Regions from separate parts of the Mus musculus genome. Here regions 2 and 3 are each linked to region 1. A link is a loop called in an ENCODE intact Hi-C map of the cell type or tissue named here. Cell type or tissue: left cerebral cortex. All regions are shown on one strand.

What was found. Peaks named below come from ENCODE experiments on the same cell type or tissue, not always from the same donor. Only the 100,000 strongest peaks of a DNase experiment are listed, where the experiment ranks them.
Region 2: it touches region 1 in a loop (2.5-fold over the local background); 4 of 42 quality-filtered maps call a loop at or near these places.
Region 3: it touches region 1 in a loop (6-fold over the local background); 2 of 42 quality-filtered maps call a loop at or near these places.

Annotation. Positions count from the first base shown.
Region 1 is chr9:75,405,548-75,413,547 of GRCm38, reverse strand. It overlaps Mapk6 (mitogen-activated protein kinase 6), which reads left to right and starts at 3,532. Exons shown (of 6, transcript NM_015806.5): 1 at 3,532-3,685. 4933433G15Rik (RIKEN cDNA 4933433G15 gene) reads right to left here and starts at 3,364. Exons shown (of 4, transcript NR_040719.1): 1 at 2,782-3,364; 2 at 1,684-1,840. In left cerebral cortex, CTCF peaks have their summits at 3,346 and 3,545; DNase peaks (open chromatin) are centred at 4,362, 4,911, 5,462, 6,235 and 3 more places; H3K4me3 peaks cover 3,219 bases; H3K27ac peaks cover 3,009 bases.
Region 2 is chr9:75,315,588-75,323,587 of GRCm38, reverse strand. The region is part of intron 3 of Gnb5 (guanine nucleotide binding protein (G protein), beta 5); the gene reads right to left. It overlaps Gm19531 (a long non-coding RNA gene), which reads left to right and starts at 5,030. Exons shown (of 2, transcript XR_379632.4): 1 at 5,030-8,000. In left cerebral cortex, CTCF peaks have their summits at 1,289 and 3,973; DNase peaks (open chromatin) are centred at 1,244, 3,117, 3,533, 4,002 and 1 more place; H3K4me3 peaks cover 494 bases; H3K27ac peaks cover 4,561 bases.
Region 3 is chr9:75,334,386-75,342,385 of GRCm38, reverse strand. It overlaps Gnb5 (guanine nucleotide binding protein (G protein), beta 5), which reads right to left. Exons shown (of 13, transcript NM_010313.2): 8 at 6,592-6,735; 9 at 5,024-5,115; 10 at 2,150-2,198. Among named protein-coding and RNA genes, the nearest start is that of Bcl2l10, 9.4 kb to the left of the region's middle. In left cerebral cortex, a CTCF peak has its summit at 7,740 (motif pointing left); DNase peaks (open chromatin) are centred at 3,084 and 4,170; H3K27ac peaks cover 803 bases.

The sequences.
Region 1 (8,000 bases):
ACCTTCCTGAGCATGTGTCGTTAGCAGAATAAGGAAAGTTAGGCAGAAGCAATTGATTCTCCTGCGTCTTCCGTGTTCTGCTTATCAACCTGCCTTCCCACTGATGTCATTGATGTCAGGCTTTCAGCTCTTTCAGTTCAAAGAACTAGGTCCAGGTTGGGGGTGGGGCAGGGAGCCCAGCAGCAGTCTGCTAAGCATTCAGAAGCCTTGGGTTCTATGGCCTGCATCACACACTGTTATCATCATTATCACCATCATTGCCACCATCCATAATTAGCTGCACCACCGAAATTCCTTGCCTGATGTCATTAGTAAGACTAATGCCTAAAACTGTTGGCAGGACCACCAAAGCTATCTGCCACCAACTCCCTCAGGCCTCCCGCAAAGCCTCCTCAGGCTTTGCAGTGGTCTGCAGGCTCAGGCCTTCTTACGTCTGTTCTCTCATTTGGGAATGTCTTTTGTCCTGCCACTACCTGACCAAGGTGAGGCCAGGCAAAGCCCTCTCTTTCAGTTGAGCTTTCTCTGATGTCCCAAGCTCTTAGTAACTGGTCCATCACAGCTCAGAAAGTGCTCAGAGTCTGCCACCTTCAGCCATGTTCAGCCTCTCCTGCACACTTCCACAACCTTCAAACTCTCCTAGCAATAACAAGCAAAAACCAAATTCATTTCACACTGTGATCCAATGTCCTATACTTCAATGCTGTGTTCATTTCGACAGCTCTGAAATCAGAACATAGCAATGAGACATTATGATAAGATTTATTGCTTCTTTGAGGCAGGGTCTCACTGTGTAGCACTGGCTGTCTGGAACTCACTCTGTAGACTAGACTGCTTAAACCCGAAAAGAGATCTGCTCACCTCTGCGTCCCAAGTGCTGGGAATTAAGGAGTGTACCACTACCACCTGGTGAGATTTTTAAAAAATGTACATGGGTATTCTGTCTGCACGGATGTCTGCACAGCACCATGTACCTGAGGAGGGTGTTGGATATCTTGGAACTAGAGCTATGGATGGCTGTGGGCTGCCACGTGGATGCTGGGAATTGACTCTGCTTTTTGCTACTGAGTCATCTCTCTTTTCCCAAGCCCTGGTTTTATCATTCTTAGTACTACATAGAATAATGGCCTGGTTTGTATCTGGTGGCATTTTGATTTGCTATAATGTAGGACAAAGCTGCAAGCTTCCCTGTTGCCCTTCCTGTTTATAGGGGATGGTCTCTTATTCAGGTTGTTTTTCTGGGTAATGAAATTTGTTGGTCATGACCCACACAAATGATTGGCCTACTCATTAAATAATTGTCATATACAGCTTCAAAAACGACTTGGAGAAGCTGGGTGTGGAGCATTGGGGAGACTGAGGCAGGATGAGCGTGAACTTGAGGCCAGTTGGGGCTGCACAGACAGACGTCTTTCAAAACAACCCCCTTCCAAATAAACCAAATGTTAGGGGAAGTGGCCTCCACTCATGTTTATGCTCATACAATAGGATTAAAAATCTAGCCTAGCTGTATTACCATGAACAAAATTCAGCTGTGCATACAAACATGACCTTTTTCTTCCTAAAAATTCCTTGGCAATTTCATACACGTATATAATGAAATGTGGTCATTCGCACTCCCTGCTGCTGTCTCTCATTTTTTGCTTGATTGCTTGCCTGCTTTGGAACCCCAAGGGCTGACCTCACCTCAAGATTCTCCTGTCTCAGCCTGCAGAATGCTGGGATGACAAGCGTTCACTACCACACTTGGTTTATACGCATGACCGACTTCAAGAAATTCTCATCCAGGAAGATGAATTTGCAAATACCTTATCGCGCTTTCAGGCAGGGACTTCCTCAAAGCCTATTTTTGGAAAGAACACATAAGTGACTAAACTCATCAGGGTAAACTCGCCTTCCACCCCCCCTCCCCCCACCCCCCGCCCCCAGCAAGATTCTGGGCTTATCCAACATTAAATTCTCCTAGACTTCTTTCAAAACTCTTCCCTTTCCCATCCTAAACTGTCACACCACTCAGTCCCAGTCAAGACCCCTTGATGAAAGGCCTATCATAAACCAAATCTCCAAAATTTTGTACCTAGCTCACCCTGACCTCTCTTTTAAGATTCCACAAACACTTAACATCGTGGACTCCTTTGACTCCTATAAAGCAATATGGCTGGCTTTAATGGAAGTCAGCAGAGATGCATTATAAACTTTCTGAGAGAAAGCATACGGCTTGCTATTTATGCTCACCACCACCACCACCCCGGGGGGTCCAGCCATTAGAGGAAGATGGAGGTCCCAGAGTCCATCAGGAGGAACTAGAGGGAGGACAGAGTGGGTCGGTGGAGCAGAACTTCACAGTGCCGGCTGCACTCAACAGCTGTAAATCTCGCTTTCTGTAGGCATTACTGCTCTTCTCCTGGTATTCAGATGGTATTGCTTTAAATATAATAGAGCTGGGCTCAGCTGCCTAAGCCTATAATCCAAGCTCTGGGGAAGCTAAGGCAGGGAGATTAGGTGTGCTAGGGCAGGCTGAGTTATAGAGAGATGCTGTCTCACAAAGCATATATTTTAATGTATCTCTGTATTAGGAAACATTGAAGCTCCTCTCAAGCTCTTAACTTCAAGTGACTGTGTCATCTCTGAAAGGGGTTTGCTGCTTACAGTGGATCATGGACTGCAGTGGCCATATTTTCTTTAGGATGGTCAATTACCACTGATAGAAAGGGCTAACCGAACCTCTCATTTTTCTTTTTTGTGAGGCGGGGTCTCAGTAGTCTGGGCTGGCTTTGAACTCACTATGCAGCCAAGGATTAACTGTATCTTCTAATCCTTCTGGTCTCCAAGACAGGGATCACAGGGGTACAACAACAAGCTCTCCCAGCCTTTTGAGACAGGGTCTATTATATAGCATAGGCTGTCCTGGCACTACATAGACTAGTTAACTCATGTGCCACTACTCCCAGGCAAACCCTGTGCTTTTTATATCTAAGTTCCTAAATACTTAAATTTCATCTAAGCACTGGAAGGGCAGCTATCTACCTTTCTCAGCACGCCTATGTCAAACTCTGGCTGGTCTCAGCGATCTCAACAAGCCAGCCACCCTGCTGACTGAGCTTTTGCTCAGTTTTCCCAGGACCCCTCACTCATTCACCTCCCTGGTTACCGCGGATGCTTCTAGAAGCAGCCAACGGACCCCGGGGACCGATCCCAGGGGCCTTCCCAACACCACCCTGAGCTTATCTGCTCAACAATCTGGCCTAGCATATTCGCCTTCGCCCACTTCCTCCCGACAGCACGGGACCCAGCAGCCGTTCAGACGCTCGCCCTGTCGGGTCACTTGGTACGACACTCTGGGCGGTGGTTCAGCTGAGGCCGGGGTGTACCCGCCAGCAGGCCGCGTGCAGCTCCGACCGCCCCCGCGGCGCGCGCAGTCACGGGCGTTGGAAATTCCGGCGCGTGCGGCTCCCCGGCTGGCGGGGGCGGGGCCGCCGTGGAGTGAGCCTGTGACGTGAGGGGGCGTGCCTCTGCGAGGCCCCGCCTTCTCTCCGCGCCCTCTCTGGCGGGTCGGGGTTACATGGCGGCGACTGCGGCAAAGCGAGAGCCTCGGAAACGCCGCTGCCGCCAGCACAGCCGGAGACCTGAGCCGACCTTGAGGGCTGTCCGCGGGCCCTGCACTCTGTCGATGAGTCGGAGAAGTCCCGTGAGTGTGTATGTGTGTGTGGCCGGGTGCGGGCCGGCGCGGGAGGGAGCGGCAGAGGGCCCGGCGGCGGCGCCGGCTCCCGCGTCCATTGTGTGTGACCCTCCGGGCGGCCGCCGCTCAACAAAGACGCTTTTGTTCCGTGTGCCCGCTCAGCCCGGGCGGCGCGGCCGGCTGCGAGGGCCAGGTCCCCGCGTGGGGCTGGCGGCGCGGCCGGCGCGCCCCTCCCACCCGGCACGCCCCTCGCCGGGCAGCCGGCCGCAGGCATAGCTGGCGGGCCCCCGCCGCCTGCACCGGGCTGCGCTTCGCGGGTTCGAGTCCCCGCCGCCCGCGCCCGGTTCCGCGGGTTCGAGTCCCCGCCAACGCGCAGGCGAGGGCGGTGGTCCAGGAGCGCTTGAGGCGGTGGAGGCTTGCCTTCCTGGCTCGCTGCCTCCCTCAAGCTCTCCTGTCTCCTCCCCTCCCCAGCCTGCCCGGGTGACTCGGCCTCAGCTGACTCCGGCCGGGCAAAGTCTCCGGCACGTTGCGTAGCGCTCTGCTCCTGCCCCTAAGTCCGCCCAAGTTTGTGCCTGGCGGTCCACGAGGTGCCGGGGACCGGCCTGAGACAGGGCTCCTGACACCTTTCCGGACGTTAAGGTGTGATCCGGAAAAACACCCTGATGAAAACGTACGTTACCGGTTACAGGCCTCCTCACTTGGAGCTTGTTATGATCGGACTTGGGAGTTGTGAGGAGTGGAGGGCTTTCGGCCGCCTTTTGTTCCTGCCTGGCTTTGGCTCTCCGGCTCAGGTGCCTTGGGGAAGCTGCGTGCAGCAAGCTCCTTTAGATCGCTTTCGTGTTTTACCTTTCTTTGACTTGAAAGTAGGAAAGATGGAGCGCAGGGACTTGGTAAAGGGGAGTTAGGTCTCTTTACAGTATCTAAACAGTTCGTGTTCGTTGCTAAGAGTCCGGAGGCAGTATTAACTTTTTATGGATACAGATAGATGATTGTCAGAGGGGGAAATAAAAACGTTCTCAGGCCATCAAACGAAGAGCAGCTAGCTTCAGAATAAATTGTTGATTATTCTAGCGTTTTTATTTTGGTAAAATTCTGGGTTTTGACGTTCTGTCTCTTTAACGTTGGAGAACTGCGTTGGAAAGAATTTGAGAAGAATGTGGGGTCTAACCAGGGTCCAGTCCTCAAAGGGATTTTGTTGGTTGCAGAGACAGTCGCCACGTAGTCCCAGCTAGGCTTTGAGTAACGATTCTCCTGCCTCGGCTTCCTGCTGGGTTTAACACGTGTGCACCATTGTCCCCAGCTTGAGAGTTTCTAGAAATGACAGATTTTAGTGTTTGGAAATAATTTTGAATTGAGTGGAAGAAACATATCTTTAGCTTGTAGTTGTTAAAAACCTGTTTGTAAGCTGCTTTAACAAAAATATATGTTGTATTAATGTAATTACATCATAAATCTTGCTTTACTGATGTCCCAATTAATAATTGTCATCTCGGAAGCTTGTCAGATTTGAGCAGACAGTTCTATCGCTTCAGTATTACTGTTCCTGAAAAAAAAAAAAAAAAGACCCTGGGAAAATGAAACATTGTTTAAAGTCAGCTTTCTATATGAGGATATTTTGCAGTTTAGTCATTTGCAGGAGAGGATTAAAGTAGCCTGCCCACTTTTTGCGATTAAAAAAGATTCTGGGGAGGACTGGCTTGCGGAACATTTAGTTTCTCAGTAGAAAAGACAACGGTTTTAAAGACAAGTGTAAGTGCCGAGAGCGCTGCAGCATTTTATGTAAGTTCCCGGAGGATGTGAGAACTAAGAACTCACAACCTCGCAGGCCTGCTGACTCAGGGGACCCGGGGAAGGGCCTGGGGTCCAGTGGGAGGAGGCACAGAAGGAAGGCTGCAACTTTGGAGTTGGGTGATGACTCACCCTGCCCACTGCCGCCACTACTACGTGGCTTTTTTTTTTTTTTTTAAATGATAGGCTAAAGTGTTTCTGTCCATATCAGAAATCTCTTTTTCTCCGAAGGATAGTGTCAAAAAACAAAAAAACTAATGGCTTCTTAAATTGGCTCTTAAAAGGATATCCAGTACCCTGCAGGTACAATTGTGTAACATTTGTTGAGAGAAAAGATAAAGTCAATTGCTGTTTAGTTGCTGAAATTAAATGTTTGATAATAACAGGTCTTTGGCTGCTAGTAAGAGAGATTTTTTTAGGAAGTTATATATGGACAGACAGTACATTATAGTCTTGGTGGAAATTGGCTAGTTTTCATTGATCATCTATAAGGTATTGGTTTAAGTGTTGTTAGTAGGAACTGTAAAACATACTTTCTTGTGATATTTATGCATTTTCAGTATATTGAAATTATTACTATCATTTTTATCAGTATGGGGTTTTGCCTGCATGTATGTCTGTGCACCATTTGACTGGTACCTTCAGAGAGGCCTGAAGAAGACATTGGATCTCTTGGCACTGGAGTTTCAGAGGCTTGTGAGCTGCCATGTGGGTGCTAGGAATCAAACCTGGATCCTCTGGAACTGCAGCCAGCTTTTGTAACTGCTGAGCCGTCCCCGAGCCTGGTGAATTTTCTATTTTAATGAGGACAGGTTGAAACAGGCATTGTTACAAACACTGTTTCCAATCAGTTTTTAAAGAGAGAAACTGAATGGATAGTTCCAAATTTAGGATTTAAGCTGAAGCTCGGTAATAAAATAGTGAACATATTTCATGGCCTGCAATAACAGATTGGTGTAAAATAAGATTGAAGGAGGGCAGAGCTGGGGTTGTGCTCACTTTGAAAGCCACCGCTGCTCAGGCAGAGCCCACCTGAGCTGTGAGGTTGAGGCAGTCTGCTGAGTGTGGGAGACCTGCCTACAAGATTTTGAGGGGAAACAAGACATATTGAAGGTGACAATTTGTTTCCTAATGGAGGAAATATATAAAAATCCCCCCACCCATTTGTTATTTTCTCTTCACTGTTCATTTTCTGAAAGTTGTTTGGGAAGTTTCCTGGGCAGTGACTGTATCGTGGGTTTGAATTAAGTCTTTGGAGACATTTTGAAGTTGTATTGCATGCTCTACACAAGTAATTCTAACTCTGATTAATTCAGACCCACTCTCCCTTACTAAAGGAAACACAGAGACACATGTAAAAAGGCTGAGAGTTTCAAAGCATCACAGGACTTAGAAATTGAGCATGTGGGCCTTTTAAATGCAGGTAATCAGTGGTTGTTCGTATTCAGAAGTTAAAAGCAGGCAGGTTTTCCCTGAGGTGTGGATTCCTGAGGTTAGGTGGGCAGCCCTCTCTCCCCTGCTTTCAGTTCCTTGTGTGCATTGCTCCTTTGAATTGTGTGTTACTTCAGGGCTCCTGTTAAACCAGGAAGATACCTCCAAAGTCACCTCTCTGTGACATTGTTGGCACTCCTCTGCCAGCCCTGACAGGCTGTTTTAAAAGTGGACTCTACACTCTAACCTGCCTATAGTACCAGGGTCTCGGTCAGTTTTATTGCTTAGTACTCAAGAGTTTACAAATATAAAAGTGACATGACTGTACTCCATGGCTTCTTGCCAGGGAGCTGCTCATGGGCACTGATGCTATTAAGGTGACAGTGGCTCCCATGAGTCCAGTTCCCTCTTCTCTCAATTGTGGGTTTGAAAAATATAGTATGTCCTGATGAGGCGCCCCTCCCACTTTTGTTTTGTTGAGACAGCTCCCTACATAGCCCAGCCTTGCCACAAATGGATTATCTTCTTCTCATGAAATCACAGCCATGTGATATCGAGCTTGGCTGCGAGAATTTGATGTCTGCTTTTTGTCTTGTTTTGTTTTTTAAGATTGATTTCATGTATATAAGTACACTGAAGCTGTCTTCGGACACACCAGAAGAGGGCATCAGATCCCATTACGGATGGTTGTGAGCCACCATGTGGTTGCTGGGAATTTAACTCAGGACCTCTGGAAGAGCAGTCAGTACTCTTTAACTGCTGAGCCATCTCTTCAGCCCGCTTTTTTTTGTATTTTTAAAGATTTATTGCTGGGTATGGGGGCTCACCTTTACTCCTAGCATTTGGGTGGCAAAGACAGGCGGATCTCTAAATTCAAGGCCAGCCTGATCTTGAAAAAACAGACAAAAAATTATGATTTTTAAAAATCTGTGTGTGCATGCTCATGCCTGCACATAGTACCAGAGGAGGTCAGAAGAGGGGTCAGGTCCTCTGGGCCTAGAGTTATGTGCAGTTGTGGGCCTCTCAAGTTGGGTGCCGAGACTCAAACTCTGGTCTTGCAGTAGCAGCAAACACCCTTAACCACTGAGCCATCTCTCCGGCCTCC
Region 2 (8,000 bases), 90 kb after region 1:
GTTTCACAGAATTCATCAGAGCAGAAGGAGAAAGAAATAAGAAAGTCAGATAAAATAGAAAAATTATGCACACCAAGGCCAACTGAAAAGCAGCCACGCACACATGAAATCTATACGGCTGTTGTACAGGGCTAAGGTTTAGAGAAATGGGAACAACTGTCACAAGCTACTGAGATGTCTCCATCCCAGCCTACTGCAGGCAGTCCCTGTCATTCATTGTATGCTGTCCCCAGCACATACTGACAGAAGTTAAAGAATGGACTCAGTTTTTTGAATTCTTGCAGGCCATTTACACAAGCCCCCACCACTAGGGAGCACGTCCTATTTAATTCTTTTAAAAGATTTATTAATTTTTATTTAATGTGTACAAGTGCCTGCCTATCTATCTATCTATCTATCTATCTATCTATCTATCTATGTATGTATGTATGTATGTATGTATGTATATGTATGTATGTATGTATGTGCACCAAGTGTAGACAGTGTCCTCAGAGGCCAGAAGAAGGGGTCATATCCCGTGGCACTGGAGTTACAGACCAGTGAGCTGCCATGTGGGTGGTGGGAACTGAGTCCTCTGGAAGAGCAGCCAGTGCTCTTGACCCCTGAGCCATTTCTGTAGTTCTCTGCTTTAATACTTTACACTGATACCCCATGCCCATATTATTGGAGTTTCTCTTGTTTCAGCATTAGGGGAAGCCTAGCTTTTCAACATCCCTAAAAAAGAAAGAAAAAAAGATAGATAGAAGGAAAGAAAGGAAGGAAGAAAAGAAAACCCAAGATGCCTCAGCAACTAAAAGAGGGCCTTCGTTACATAACTCTAATTTTAACACATCCCAACCATCAATTATCTTTTCTCTCCGTGTCTTCCCTTCCCACACGGATTTGCTCCCAACCCACTCCATCCTGCTTCTATCTGCCAAATCTTACAAGCATTGAATTAAAGAATTACAAAAAAATTAGATATCAGGAAATAAAAAATTTGGAAAAGAGCTAAATATGTATTTGTGGGGCTGGGGCAGGTAGGATTTCTCCTTTGCCTTCTGACAGACTGTTCCTCGGGAATAAGATATATTTAATTTTATAAGACGCGAGGAGCACACTGGTTTCTACAGTAGGAATGCTAACTGGTTAGGAAATGCGACTGGCTGGTAGCTTCAGGAAGATAGCGGTGTGTTCAGCTTGAGCCACCTGCAGGAGACTAAGAGCCCTGTCTTGGCTACAGAGCCATCTGTCTGCCAGCAAGTCATCTCTCCTCTTGATGGCTTGATCCATTTTCAGTCCTTCTTGCTAGCTACTGAAGCCTGGCACAGAGGAGACACTTGCTAAACCAGAGATGACGGCACACAGAGCTTCTCCAGCCGACAGGAGGCTGTACTGGGCTGTAAGGTGATATCTGCACGCAGAGAATGAGTCTATGGGCGTTCTCAGCTGAGGAAATCAAAGTCCAAAGGTGTGATGTAATTCTAGACAGCAGAGGAACTCATCGAAGAGAGCAGTGTTTGTACACCTAAAACGGTTGTTCTCCACGGGTAGTGGCCTGTTGGTGTACTGTCATCTGAGTGATACAGATCTATCTTTTTGTGTTTGTCCTTGACTGCAGTGTGGTCTAGGGATGACACCGGGGAGGGAACCCGGTCAGGGGACTCCGCTCTTTGGCAGAACACTCTGCAGAGACCACAGCATTTGCTGTGCCATGCTCCTGTGGTCCCTCTAAGTCTGATGTGACTGCAGCAGCCTAGACGCTGATCCGAAGGAGCCTGTTCCCTGACCTGCACCCACGGTGTCTCTACCTTCCTTCACTGCCTCTCTGCTCGGCTGGGACCCAGGCATCTTAAACTGCTGAATATTCTGGAACCAGCGTAGTCCGAAGGTGAAGCTCCAAGGAGGAGATGGGAGTGCTCAGCTGGGTGTTAAATACCACGGCAGATACTTTATTAGAAGAATAAGGTTGGTGGCTGGAGAGATGGCTCAGTGGTTAAGAACACTGACTACTCTTCCAAAGGTTCAATTCCCAGAAACCACACAGTAGCTCACAAACCATCTGTCATGGGATGTCTCTGCTCTTAGGAGGTGCACAGTCTGGAAGCATCAGACAGGGCAACGCACAGGTACCAAGTACACTGTAGTGTGACAGTAACCGAGCTGTTGCATGAGGTCAGGGAGCCACTGGGGCTATGGATTCCTGGCTGGCAGGCCATGAGAGCCTGAATTTAAAGGAGGCATAAGAACAGGGGTAAGGAAAAGACAGGTGGGAAACTCTCTCCCTTCTTTCCTCTCTCCCTTAGTCATGTGCCATCACATGTGCCAAGACTTTTGATGTATTTGGACACTATCCCCCATGTGTTGAATTGGCATGGGTGGAAAGCTTTATACAACAGTTTGAGGATATAGGGTCTTTTTTTTTTATTTGATTTATCTATGCATTTTATATGAGTGCCCTATTTGCATGTATGCCTGCATGACAGGAGAGGGCATCAGATCTCATTATTGATAGTTGTGAGCCACCATGAGGTTGTTGGGAATCGAACTCAGGACCTCTGAAAGAGCAGGTAGTGCTCTTAGCCACTGAGTCATCTCTCCAGTATCCCCTTCCTTTTTTGGGGCTGGGGGAGAGGGGAGGTTGAGATAAGGTTTCTCTGTGTATCCCTGGCTGTCCTGGAACTCACTCTCTAGACAAGTCTGGCCTCGAACTCAGAGATCTCCCTGCCTCTGCCTCCCAAATGCTGGGATTAAAGGCATGCGCTACCACTGCCCGGTGAGGACACAGTTTTAAAGATCTACTCCTCCAAGGAAGGGAACCAAAGCTCAGAAGACTGAGAATTTTATGTACACACACTTCAGCCCTTGAGAACAGATTTACATTCCTTTAAGACTAGGATCAACGTGGCCGTGAGTCTTTGGAAAATCAAGGAAAATGACATTCAGGCACTGGGGACACCCCAGCCTTAGATTCCCATATGGGAGGTAGCCAGATCGGTGAGTCTCAGGGTTAGTTAAGAGACTGTCTGGTCCGAGCCTGACCTCTGCCTGGCTATGGAAAGTTAGATCAGAGCACCACAGAATGCACACCCGAGCTCCTTCCAGGACCAGGTTCTATGCTGAGCTCCGGGTCAGTAGGCTGAACAGGACAGCCAGTCCTACGTGCATACAGCTTGAGATCTGTGAGTGCTGAGCGCACACACGGAACAGTGGTTTTCAGACTTCTATTTTAGCTGCAGACATATCCCTCCACTTTTTCTTAGAGGCAATATCTAACTAGACGTGATCTAGACAACACAAAAGTGAATCTAGGCTGTGAAATCTCCAGAGAGAATAACTGGGCTTTAAGGCTAACTCCAATAGCAAGGGGGGAGGCCAGCAAACCACAGTGGCTCTCTCACCTCTCAGGGAAGGACAAGGCCAATGCAAGGACAGCACATGGAAGCCGGCAGGTTCTTTTTGAGCCTCTGCTGCCTTCCTTGAAATGCAAGTATTAGAGCTATCTAGCTGACGTTGTGAGACTAATCTCTCAGTCTGGGAGACCAACCATCCATCCGGACAGAGCTGTCTTTCAGCTTTCAGGTGACACTGAATAACTGGCAGTGGGTGGGGGAGGTGGAGGTGAAGGCTTTAGCAGCTGAAGTTCAAGGTCATCCTCAGCTACAGAGCCTAGCCTAGCCCGAGACCGACCGCAATGGGATACATGAGATCCTGCCTCTCAGCTTTCTCCCAAAAATAGGTTCTCCTGTACATAGCAGGAGGAAACTATTGAGATAGATGTGAAATGTGTCTCAAATACATTTAATACAATCCCAAGAGTGTTTATAAAATTATAAACATCAAGCAAGCCATGAGATATATCAAAGCATGAAAAGAGGTGTCTAGAAGTGGGGGGCTGTTAAAGAAACTCCTCCTTCGCATTATCTAACTGCCCCACAGAGATCCCAGATACTCTGAGATTCCATTAGAAACACTGCCCCTAGTGAGCATGCTCCAATCAACAGATCAGGAGAAGGAAGGAGACAGGAAATGAAAGGCAGGCTGGCTTTCTGCTCCAGGCATTGAGAGTGAAGCAGTAGGCAGGAGGCCATCTGCCTGAGCACTGCCTTTCTCTCAGCCTGGGTACCAGGGCTGCAAAGGGCACATGCGCCTGAGGCCTGATTAGAGTATGGCTTTGCCTAGATTTCCCCCTAAGCTATGAGATCAGATTAGTACAGAGCTCCAACCATTAGAGTGTTTTCGGGTAAAACCTGTCACAAAAACACACTTAGAACAAACAGAAAAGTCATTGGCCCCAATTGATTAAATCCTCTGATTAATTCAAATGGAGTCTGGATTTGTACGCTGGAAATTTATACACATTTGTTTATTCAGTTTTGCTTCTTAACAAAATTAATAGCTGCCTCAAAGGAGCGAAGAGTCTGGATAAAGCTCCCCCAGCCCAGGATGCTGCAACCTGCCAGCTCTTTCCGCTGTCAGCCTACCTTCCAGAGCATTCCTGACTCTGAGACTCTAATGATGAGCTGGGTCCTCCTTCCTCCCATTGTCTTGACACCATCCTAAAACTCCGTCCTTCCTACGGCGCATGCGGAGATGGGTCTTAAAGAGAAACATCTCCACATCTCTGAGCCCTCTGGAGAGAACTGTACATCTTTACAGACATTCTGTGCTGACTAGACCATGGTGAGCACACTGGCTAACGCTTGGCCTTTATCCATTTTGCTCTTTTAATAAGAAAAATCTCTGCTCTCTAGAACACGGTGAAACATGGAGAAGGGTGACCTGTACTAGAAACGTCCCTTGCTCTCCTCCAGCCGCGCAGGCAAGGCCAGCCCGAGTGCTACCCTCTGTCCTCTCAGAATAAGGGAGGAAGAGTGTTGTTTGCACCTGGAGGTTGAGGCTGGAGATGGTGACTCTTCCTGATCTAAGGCCTGTTGACAGGTAAACCCATGGCTTCTGATGAAGCTCACATCCTTAGAAACTGAAGATGTCACCTTCTGTCGCAAAGAGGCCCTTGCGGATTGGAGGATGTTAAAGATATTGAGATGGGACCATGAGCTGGGTGAACCCAATGTAACCCTGAGGGTTTTATAGGAGTCAACAGAGTGAGTCAGAGAGGGTGACATCAGAAGCAGTGGTTGGAATACAGAGGGCGGTGAGCCAGGGTTCTCAACATGTGGGCTGTGACCTCTTATAGTGTGATAGTTTCTATATGCTTGGCTCAGGGAGTGGCACTGTTTGGAGTAGGTGTGGCCTTGTTGGAGTAGGTGTGTCACTGTGGGCTTGGACTTTAAGACCCTACTCCTAGCTGCCTGGAAGCCAGTATTCTGCTAGTGGCCTTCAGATAAAGATGTAGAACTCTCAGCTCCTCCTGCACCATGCCTGCCTGGCATGGATGCTGTGTTCCTGTCTTGATGATAATGAACTGAACCTCTAAACCTGCAAGCCACCCCCAATTAAATGTCCTTATAACAGCTGCCTTGGTCATGGTGTCTGTTCACAGCAGTAAAACCCTCATTAAGACAAGTAGCAAAATTACAGTTATGAAATAGCAGTGAAATAGTTTTGTGGTGGGGGTCACCACAACATGAGGAGCTGTGTTAAGGGGTGAAAGCATTAGGATGGTTGAGCACCACTGTTCTAGATACTGAGAACATAGACTGGAAGCTGAGGACCATAGCATCCTCAGACTGCGGGTGTAGGGGGTGTAGGGAATGGCTCACCCAGTCACGCAGTCAGAGGTTACACTTCTGACTGCCTGAACGAACAGTCCTCAGACCGTGGAAGTCTGTGTAGCATGGAGTGAAAAGGAAGCCAACACAAGCTGTAGCTGTGTGATTGTAACATGAAGGAAGGCTACCCTCCCTACAGTGGATTATCTGCCGATGGGGGTGGGAGGCTCTAGGGAGGAGAAGAAAGTCTGCAGGAGACTGGGGAGACAGGAACTCGTGGCTGTGCACCTGAGGTAGGCTGACTCCCTGTCATGTAAGCCACATGAGCTACTTCAGGCTTGTCATGCTGGCCAAGGATCTGACTGGGAAATGAAGTCTACAGAGTAAGACCCTGGTCTGAGTGTTAAAGTTCCGGGACTGAGGACAGGGTTTGGATCAGGAATTGATCGATCGATCGATCCCTTCCGGTTTCCTATCTCCAACTGTCGCACTGACTTACAAATATTTATGTCTATATCTGCTTGTTTTTAAACAGGGGCTGGCTTCAAACTCATTATGTCGTGGAGGATAACCTTGGCCTTCTGACGCCTTGACCTCCCAAGTGCTGGAGTCGTAAGAGGCCTGCATTACCACGCCTGGCTTATGTGGTGCAGAGAATGGAACCCAGACCTTTACATAGCTGTCTGTCTCGTTTTTCAAGTGGGCCCTAGGGTCCTTAGGCTTTGGCTAAAAACTTGTTGAGCCATCTCACTGGCCCACCTGCAAAGTTTTAAAAGAAATTGGAGTTAGTTTTTTATAGGGTCGATCAGCCTTCTGTGTTCTGTGAAAATGCACATACACAAATAAAAAAAAAGTAATTTAGAAAACTAAAAAAACCAAACACGTCGGTGGTTCAGGTCACTCGGGCTTCAGGAAATCTCAAGGCCTAGGGCTGAGGGGATGGCACATGAGTCAGGATCTGGGTGTTAACACAGCTGGCTTCAGTGGCTCGTGCTTGTCAGTCCAATCTAGGGAGGCAGAGACAAGGGGATCCCTCAAACTCATTGGCCAACCTGCCCTACCTACTTGGTTCAGGAAAAATGAGAGACCTATTTTAAAAAAAAACAAGGTGAACAGAATTCTGAAGAATGAAACCGCAGTGCAAAGCTGGGTAGGGGAGTGGTGCTCTAGTGAGGCAAAGCTGAGGCAGGGGAATATTTTTGCTGTACTGAGGGGAAGCTGAGGCCGTGTCTGGGGAGGCATAGAAGAAGATGGGGTTACAATGGGAGGCTGTTGGAGCTTGGTGGGACACAGTGAAGTCTTGGGTGTTGTGTGTGCGTGTATGTGTGAATGCCTCTGTGTGGATGTCTGTGTGTACATGTGTGTGCACATGTGTATATGTGTATGTGTGCCTGTGTGTGTGCATGTGTGTGCACATGTGTATATGTGTATGTGTGCCTCTGTGTATGTGCATGTGTATGTGTGTGTGTGCCTGTGTGTGTCTGTCTGTCTGTCTGTCTGTTTTCAGAGACAGGCTGAGGCGGAGAGATGGAGGAAAAATTTAAAGATGAAGTGGGTGAATCCTGAGGGGCGGGAAGAAGCTGACCTTACAGGAAGGAGCAGGTGTACAGGGGCCAGGGGTTGGATCTATGAACTCAGCCCTATAAACAGGTCTCTTACTCCCCCCTCCCCACTTCCCGTTCTCCCTCTTGCTCCAGCCCTGCTCCCTCTGGCCTCCGCTTGCTCCCAGCCCATAGGTTCTTTATTTGTTTCTCATTATGGATGGTTGTGAGCCACCATGTGGTTGCTGGAATTTGAACTCAGGACCTCTGGAAGGGCAGTCAGTGCTCTTAACCACTGAGCCATCTCACCAGCCCCCCAGGTCTCTTACTTTTTTCTTCCATTTTCTGCGGAGGAAGAAGTAAAAGGTGGGCAGGACAGAGACCTCTACAGATCGCCAAACATCTTACAATTGCCAGGGTAGAGAGCTGACTAAGGACACTGCAGGGGTGACTTAGCCACTGACCACAGAGACCTCTTGCTGCCCTCTCTTCAACAGCCCCTAGAGTTCAACAGGAGGAGGTAGGAGGGTGCATACACTCATGGCTGGGGAGGAGGGAGGAGGGACAGAGTCAGGATCCCTCTGCAAGACTTTTGGAAGCTGATCAAAATGTCTGCTGAAGTCAGGGATGGGACAGAATACAAGGCAGGACTTCCAGGTACAGGAGAGAGCCAGGGTTCCTAAGAGCCTGGGAAAGACTAAAGTCAGAGTGGGATTCTAGGAGATGGAGACGGGAGAAGGCAAGACAAGAGTCTCCCTGTGTGGGCTGCAGAACTGTGCTACAGTGGGGGGCTCATGTCACAAGGACC
Region 3 (8,000 bases), 71 kb after region 1:
CTACAAGGGGCAATGGGCTGGGCAGTCACAGTAGAACTGCCCATAGCTATGTGATAGACATTTTTATATAAAAATCTTTGTATACATGTTGATGTCTGACTTGCATTGGCTTAGGAGCAGAGCCCTTAGAGCAGAATGGTTTCCATGAAATGGTATAGTGAAAATGTGTGCCTTTATATTTTGTTACATATTTTTGACACATCTAAGAGTTTTAAAAATATTTTATTATTTATGAATGTGAATATGGGTGTGCCTGTGTGTGTGCATGCGTATGGTGTGTGGGGAGGACAGAAGAGGGTGTCAGGTCCCCCAGAACAGAAGTTACAGGTGGTTGTAAGCCACCTCACATGAGTGCTGGCATTGAACTTGGGTCCTCTGGGAGGGCACCAAGCTCTCTAATCTCCGAGCCATCTCTTCAACCCTGAGATTTTCATTATTATCAAAACTCTTCCACAGCAGCAGCTTGGAGTGAAGCCCATTCTTTAATATTGGGTATTTTTTAGGGCAACAAGAACAAAAAAAAATTATGTTTTCTCTTAAAAACATATATCAATATAATTTGCTACTTGTAACAAAACTGTGAGAATGGAATCTGGTTTTAGGTAAGCAATCACTGCTGTAGGGTTTTTAAGTCGAGAAAGGCACAAAAATATTTACCTATAGCAAAGTTTGTTTAGTAGCCTAGGTTGCTCGTGAACTTGCTGTGTGCCCCTCCCTAGCTAAGGATCACCTTGAATATCTGTTCCTCTTATCTCTGCCTCTCTCATGCTGAGCTTACAAGCAATGGACCACCATGTTGGTTTTATGGCAGTGTTCTTAAAGAGGGTGGGAATAACTTACAAAGAGCTCTCTCCAGATGGAAGATTCTTTGAGGTCATGATGGTATGTCAATACTATGAAATACCAGACAGTAATTGAGAAAATATGCTAGGGGAAAATGCTTGTTAGTCACAGAAGAATGTATACAGGCTGCCATCATGTGAAAAAGACAAATATACAAATAGATATTGTATTTATGGAGAGCAAGGGCTGCCAGGATTCATTAAACTGCTTTTTCCTTAGGAAAGGAGAGGAATTCCCTTCAATATTGATTCAGAGACTACACATAACTTCTGTGACTAGAAAACAAGTTTAAAAAAAATAAAATTAAGCCAGGCAGTGGTGGTGCACGTCTTTAAATCCCAGCACTTGGGAGGCAGAGGCAGGCGGATTTCTGAGTTTGAGGCCAGCCTGGTCTACAGAGTGAGTTCCAGGACAGCCAGGGCGACACAGAGAAACCCTGTCTCAAAAAACCAAATAAATAAATAAATAAATAAATAAATAAATAAATAAAATAAAATTAAGGTATAGTGACAATTTTGGAATTTTGGCTTCTTTAAAAATACAGAGCTATTATAAGAACAGGCTTTCATCTTAATCCCAGGTGCAGGGGTGTGGGCTGCTTCCCGCAGCAGCTGACCATGATTTGCCTTGTGCTCTAGCAAAAGCGTGGTTTTACCAACTGCAGATAATTTCTGTGATTCTGTGATGTTTGGAATTCCGAGAACTTGTCAGAGGGTATATAAATGTTAGGTGGGTTGGTTACGGTTTGTTGGTTGTCATGCTCAAAGAATAAGCAAGAAGAAAGAAACTAGATTCGGATCTCTCTCTCCCCTGTATCCTTCTATCACTCCTATCTAGTGATAGGGGGTGAAACTGGGGTGGGGGGGAGGTAATGGTTGGGAAAAAGAAGAACCTACAAAGTAGCAAAGACCTACTACACTAAGGGGCTGGAGAAATGGCTCAGCTATCAAGATCACTGACTGTTAGTTCAAGGAATCAGGGTTAAGTACTAGCATCTAGATGGTGGCTCCCAACCATCTGCAATTCCAGTCTCAGGACAACCTTGTGCCCTCTTCTGCTCTCCGAGGGCACCAAGAATTCATGTGGTGAAAAGTCATATATTCAGACAAAACGTCCATACACATTAAAATGCATAGATAAAATTTGAAAAACAAAACAAATTAAGGCCTGATGTTTTCCTGTAGTATTTTCTGTTCCTTTGCTTTAAATAAAATTCCCTTGCTACTTCTGCAAAACATAAAAGTAAAAACAAGATATTACCCCCCCACCCTGCCTGGAGAGGACCGTCAATAACCGAGAAACATACCGTGGCATCATCCGACCCCGAAGCAAAAGCATCCCCACTGGGGTAGTACCTGCAGAGAGTTGGTAGAAAGCCCGTTATGCTGAATAGCCATTCCCATGACCCCGCTCAGGACCCCCAGGAAGGCATCCTAGGTCACAGAGCCAGAAGCTCCACCCCCGGGACACAGGGCCTTTGCATAGGCCTGACCTGAGGGGAGCCTCATGTGCTTGGACCACCAGCCTCTCATGTTCCTCGGGTAAACCCAGGACAGGGGCACTGCCTTGCAAAGCTGAACACTGAGGGCCAGAGGAAGTCAACACATTCACCCGGGGTACTGAGCAGAGCAGGAGCCCTGTCATGCACCTCATTCCCAAAGTGTGGCTCAGAGCACAGGGACAACGGAGTCAGAAGGACAGAGCCACATCAGCTATTGACACTGTCAGGACGTGCAGTACTTTGGGCAGTGACATCATCTTTTCCAGCCTGGTTTCCTCATCTGGACAGCGAGGATAATGAAGCCCGTCTACAGGGTGATGAACAAAGCAGTGAGTACCAAGAACCCAGCATGCCGCTAACTAAAAAGCCTCAGTGAACAGTGGCTATTCCTGCGGTCATCTTCTTCTCGGTGCTCAGCGGGAAGTATGGATGCTAGATTATAAACCACTGGCAGGAGCAGAGTGTGTGTGGGGGGTTAATTTGTTTGTTTCTTTCTTTACTTATTTATTTATAGGTGGAGTCTTATGTAGCTCAGGCTAGCCTTGAACTCTGTGAATGACCTTGAACTTCAGACCCTAGTGCCTCCACCTCCTCTGTTCTGAGAGTCCAGGAGTGAGCTACAACACCTGGCTTTATGGCCTGCTAGAGAGAGAACTCAGGACCACGTACATAAGTTAAGCACTCTGCCAACTGAGCTACATCCCTTGGTAAGTCTTTAATCCCTTCACATCGCCCACACTCTGATGTGTCTCCCTTTCAATGCATCTCCTGTCTGGTTACAAATGGCCTCCAGCCTGCAGCTTGTACTGGGAAGATAATAGTATAAAAAAATTGCTAACAGGGAAGGTTGGTTTTGTTGTTGTTTTTCATGCATATGTTTGTGTAGATGTAGAAGGTGGAGGGAAGCTTCAGGTATCAGTCTCAGGAAAATGTCCACCTCCTTTGAGTCAGGTTCTTTCACTGTCCTGGAGGCCACCAAGTGGCTAGATTGGCTGGCTGGTCAGCCCCAGGGGTCCTTTTATCTCTGCCTCCTCCTGGTTGGAGTTACAGCTACCTGCTACTATGCATGTGGATGCCAGAGACTGAAGCTGGCTCTTCGAATGGCTTACCAAATGAGCTATGCCCCCAGGCCCAGCAAGCTTGATTTTGTGTGGCTACCTTACAGAGTTTCTGACAGAAGTGGGTGAGGACAGAAAGGGTGGATGGGAAATGTTCACAATGTTTAGCTCTGTCTGCCCCACACCATGATCTGAATACATAGTACATAGTTTTTAAAGCGATGTGTGTCAAGTGTGTGTATGTGTTGTGTGTGCGTGTATGTGTGTCGTGTATGTGTGTATGTGCCCTGTGTTTGTGTATGTGTATATGTATGCATGTATGTGTATTTGTGTGTATGTGTTGTATGTGTGTATGTGCCCTGTGTTTGTGTGTGTGTGTATATATGCGTGTATGTGTATTTGTGTGTATGTGTTGTGTGTGTATGTGCCCTGTGTTTGTGTATGTGTATATGTATGCATGTATGTGTATTTGTGTGTATGTATGTGCCCTGTGTTTGTGTGTGTGTGCATGTATGCGTGTATGTGTATTTGTGTATGTGTTGTGTGTATGTATGTATGTGTCCTGTGTATATGTGTGTGTATGTGCCCTATGTGTATGTGTGTGTGTGTTGTGTGTTCATGTGAACGCAGGTGTCCCGAGGAGGCTGAAAGAGGATACTGGATTTCCTGGAGCTGCAGTTAGAGGCAGTTCTGAGTCATCTGGTGTGGGAGTTGGGAACTGAGCTCAGAGGAACACATCTAGTGTTTTCTCATCAGGCACGATGGCAATTTTTAGGGCTCCGAGCAGAAAGATGTTTTATATTTAGCCATGCTGTGCGTGGTACCTTCTGAACGAGTGAAGTCCCAACCCAACCCTTTTCTGGAACCCAACTTATGGAGAGCTTGCTACCAACTGAGCATCTCTGCCTGGCTGGATAGGGGTTTTTTTTTGACTGAAATAGCCCCATGAAGTTCAATGGCCACCTCCTGTCTATACTTCCTCTAGTCTTCCCTGTGTAAATGAATGGGCCACTGCCTACTGTCCAGATTAGAGATTTGGGCTTCCTGAGCTCAGTGTTTTTATAGTGTGGCCTGGCTCACCTTAGTGCCCTTCCTTAGCAACAGGCAAGGCTGGCTCTTCATCCTCCAGGCCGGTTTGGAGGTCACCACCTAGAAGTAGCCCAGCCATTCCTACCCCTGTTCTGTCTCCCCATGGTATATAGGTGTATCTTTTTGTATTTGCTTTGTTTCCTGAAGGGCAATAGAAGCTTTATCTACCATGTTCATTGCTGTAATCCTATTGCAGAGGAAATGCATGTATGCATGTAATTCCCTCAATAAACATGTGACGAATGCCTAAGAAACAGTGGCTCGCTTTGGGAGGATAAAGTTTGTCTCTAAGCAAGTAGATTAAGGGCTCCTGGGACCTGGAGCCTTTCCTGCTGAGGAGCCCTCTTTCTTAGGTGATCTCTGGTGTGTGTGTGTGTGTGTGTGTGTGTGTATGAGTGTGTATATATGTGTATGTGTGTTTATGTGTATATATGTTTATGTGTGTGAGTGTGTATGTATGTGTCCTGCTAAGGATGATCTAAGCCTCAGTAAAGTCCTAGGACAGAGGATCCCAAACATTTTACTTACTGACCGAACACTGTTGACATCCGATTCATGAGTTTCAAAGGCTTGCACGCACTGGCCAGAGCGCATGTCCCACACCATGGCCTTCTTGTCACAACCCTACAAACAGGAAATCATGCAGTTATACACTGCAAAGACTGTTCCCAGACAGGGATGGATCTTAAAAAGCCACTGTCCTCCACCCATTTAAGCCCAAGGAAGAAGACCTTCCTAGGACAGCAGAGCAGGCAGGCTCGTGACTTCCCTCTTTAGCACGCTTTCTTTTGTGTATTTCCGAGTTAGAGTAAGACCTTTGGTGTCTCCTCCCTCCTTCCTCCTGGGAGTTTTACTTTCTTCCACTCCCTTCCATTCTCTCCTCTTCCTATCCACTTTCCTCAGCTCTGTGGCAAGCAGGTGTTGGTGCATGGGGTGGGGGGTCAAGGTTTGTGACACCAAAGGAAGGGTTGGTGGTGTCTAAATCAAGCAGCCAACAGCTTCTGCTTTGTTGGCGTTGTAGAACCAACCTTCAGCAGAGTTAGAAATGGGGTTCCTTTGGGTGACCTGTACCTCACCAGCATGCTGACCTGGGAAACAGCTGTCCCAGGATCTCTTCATAGACCTGCCATTGAACAATTAGGGGAGAGGGTAGCAAGTCACCCCCCACCCCAGCCTCAACCCCAATGTTCTCTCTGAGTCACTTGCAAGTCAGAGAATCATAAACAAAAGGTTTTTCATATTATGGGGTTCCGATTCTGGGAGATTTTTTTTGATGAATCTGCACAGAGCTTGAATAGGAAAAGGCACTGTCTCAACAGTTAGATGAACCGATGGCTTCACACATTTGGGTTTGTTAGCTTTGAAGATATGAAGAGGCAAAGATGACATCTTAGGAGCACCTGCCATGGGAGATAGGACCCTGAGAGTCTCAATGAGGACAGACTGAGAGATCCAAGGACCCTCAACCTCCTGGTGGATGCTAAAATGAGTGGAGTTTATGTCTGCAAATAATCTACAGAGATAATGGTCCTATCCAGAGAGCAATGTGGTTGAGCAGGGACGATGCAGTTCTGCAAAGGCCCAGCGAGAAGACATGCACGGGAGGCCAACAGCATGAAATTAGTTAGGGCCTATATGGCGATTCCTATAGTTCCTCTTCTGTTTCTTGCATCCAAGGATGAGAAGGAGAATGGTGGCCAAAAGATGTGGGATGGGAGCGTCCCAAGCCCTGAGCTCTGTGACATCCCAGCACTGCCTCATCTTAGCGTGCATCGCACATGCGCAATGGTCCATGGTTACGCTAAGATGCAAACTTTACTTGAGGGATCTTAAATACACGGTGATGGACACACGCCCTGAGTTTCAGCATTCAAAGAGAGCATTCCAGATCTCTCTATAGACTTCTGAATGTTAGTGACAGAAGGAAGGGGGCCCGGAGGAAGGGGTGCCGAGACTGCTGTGGGTACCAGGGTTTTGCAGTCTCAGGGAGCTAAAGACACTTCCAGGAAAGAGACAGGACCAGACCCAAGAACAAGAACCAACTGCCAGCATCCACTTCCCTAGTGGACAAAAGACCCCAGAGATTTCCCTTGTGTTTACCCCAGACACGAAGGTGTTTCCTGTTTCCGAGGGGGCCAGGTCCAAGCAGAGGACGTCAGCCCCGTGCCCATGGAAGCTCTGTAACAGCTGTCCACTTTCCACATCCCACAGGGCGCAGGTGCCATCCCCGCTGGCTGTCAGAATCTGCATGAAGAAAGAGTGTTGGGGAAGGTTAGCTAAAGGCTTAACCTTCCACAGAGCATGCATAGCAGGCTGCACACACACACACACACACACACACACACACACACACACACACACATACACACACACATACACACACCCATACACACACACACCCATACACACACACACACACACACACACACACACATACACACACACACACACATACACACACACATACACACACACACACACACACACATACATACACACACACATACATACACACACACATACACACACACACACACACATACATACACACACGCATACACACACACACACACACACACACACAGGAACACACACCCTAGCTACTTGCTCCAGGAAATACTGTTCCCAGAAGACAGAAGCGGCTCCATACAACTTACCAAGGTTAACAAATTGATCACCAAGTCTCATTTAAAGACCCACACCTTGCCAGGCTTCCTGTCCAGCACTGTCAGGTCCCAAACCAGATTTCTGCCTGCCTTGCAGATCAGTATGACTGAGTCAACTATGGGGACAGCCACAGCTTGCTACAGAAATGCAGTCAGAGTGTTGGAGCTGTACTGCCCCTGCTGTGGTTTATGCAAAGTAAGGCACAGACTTAATGTCTGTGACATCTTGTTTTTGCTTTTTTTAAGTTAAAGACTAATTTTACTTATTTACGTGAATGTGTGTGTGTGGACCTCTGCGAGCTGAAGTCAAAGGTATCAGATCTTTCACAGCTACAGTTATAGGGATGCATTTTGGGGAATGCCTGGCTTGTTAGGAGCCATCTCTCCAGCTCTGTTTTGTTTGTTTGTTTGTTTGTTTGTTTTGTTTTGTTTTGTTTTGTTTTTTAGAATAGTACATAAAGGTTAGTGTGATGGCTCAGAGATCAAGAGCACTGGCTGCTCCTGCAGAGGACTAGGGTTTGGTTTCCTGCACCCAGAGTGGCTCCCATCCATCTATAACTCCAGGGGACTCTGACGCCCTCTTCTGGCCTCCACAGGCAATGCATACATGTAGGCAAACATGAACAGGAAGATATGTGCAGTGCACAGGCCTGCAGCTCAGCAGCCATATACTGCCTGCCTTACACGCAGCATTCTGACTCCCACCCACCCAGGGCAGAGCGCTCTCTACAACAGCCAACAGCCAGAGTTTGTCTCAACTCGACATCAGGAGGCCTGGTTTTCCTCCTTTTGATTTTATTAGGACAGTGACCAAGGAGGAATGGCCGGCGCTTCCTCTGGAGC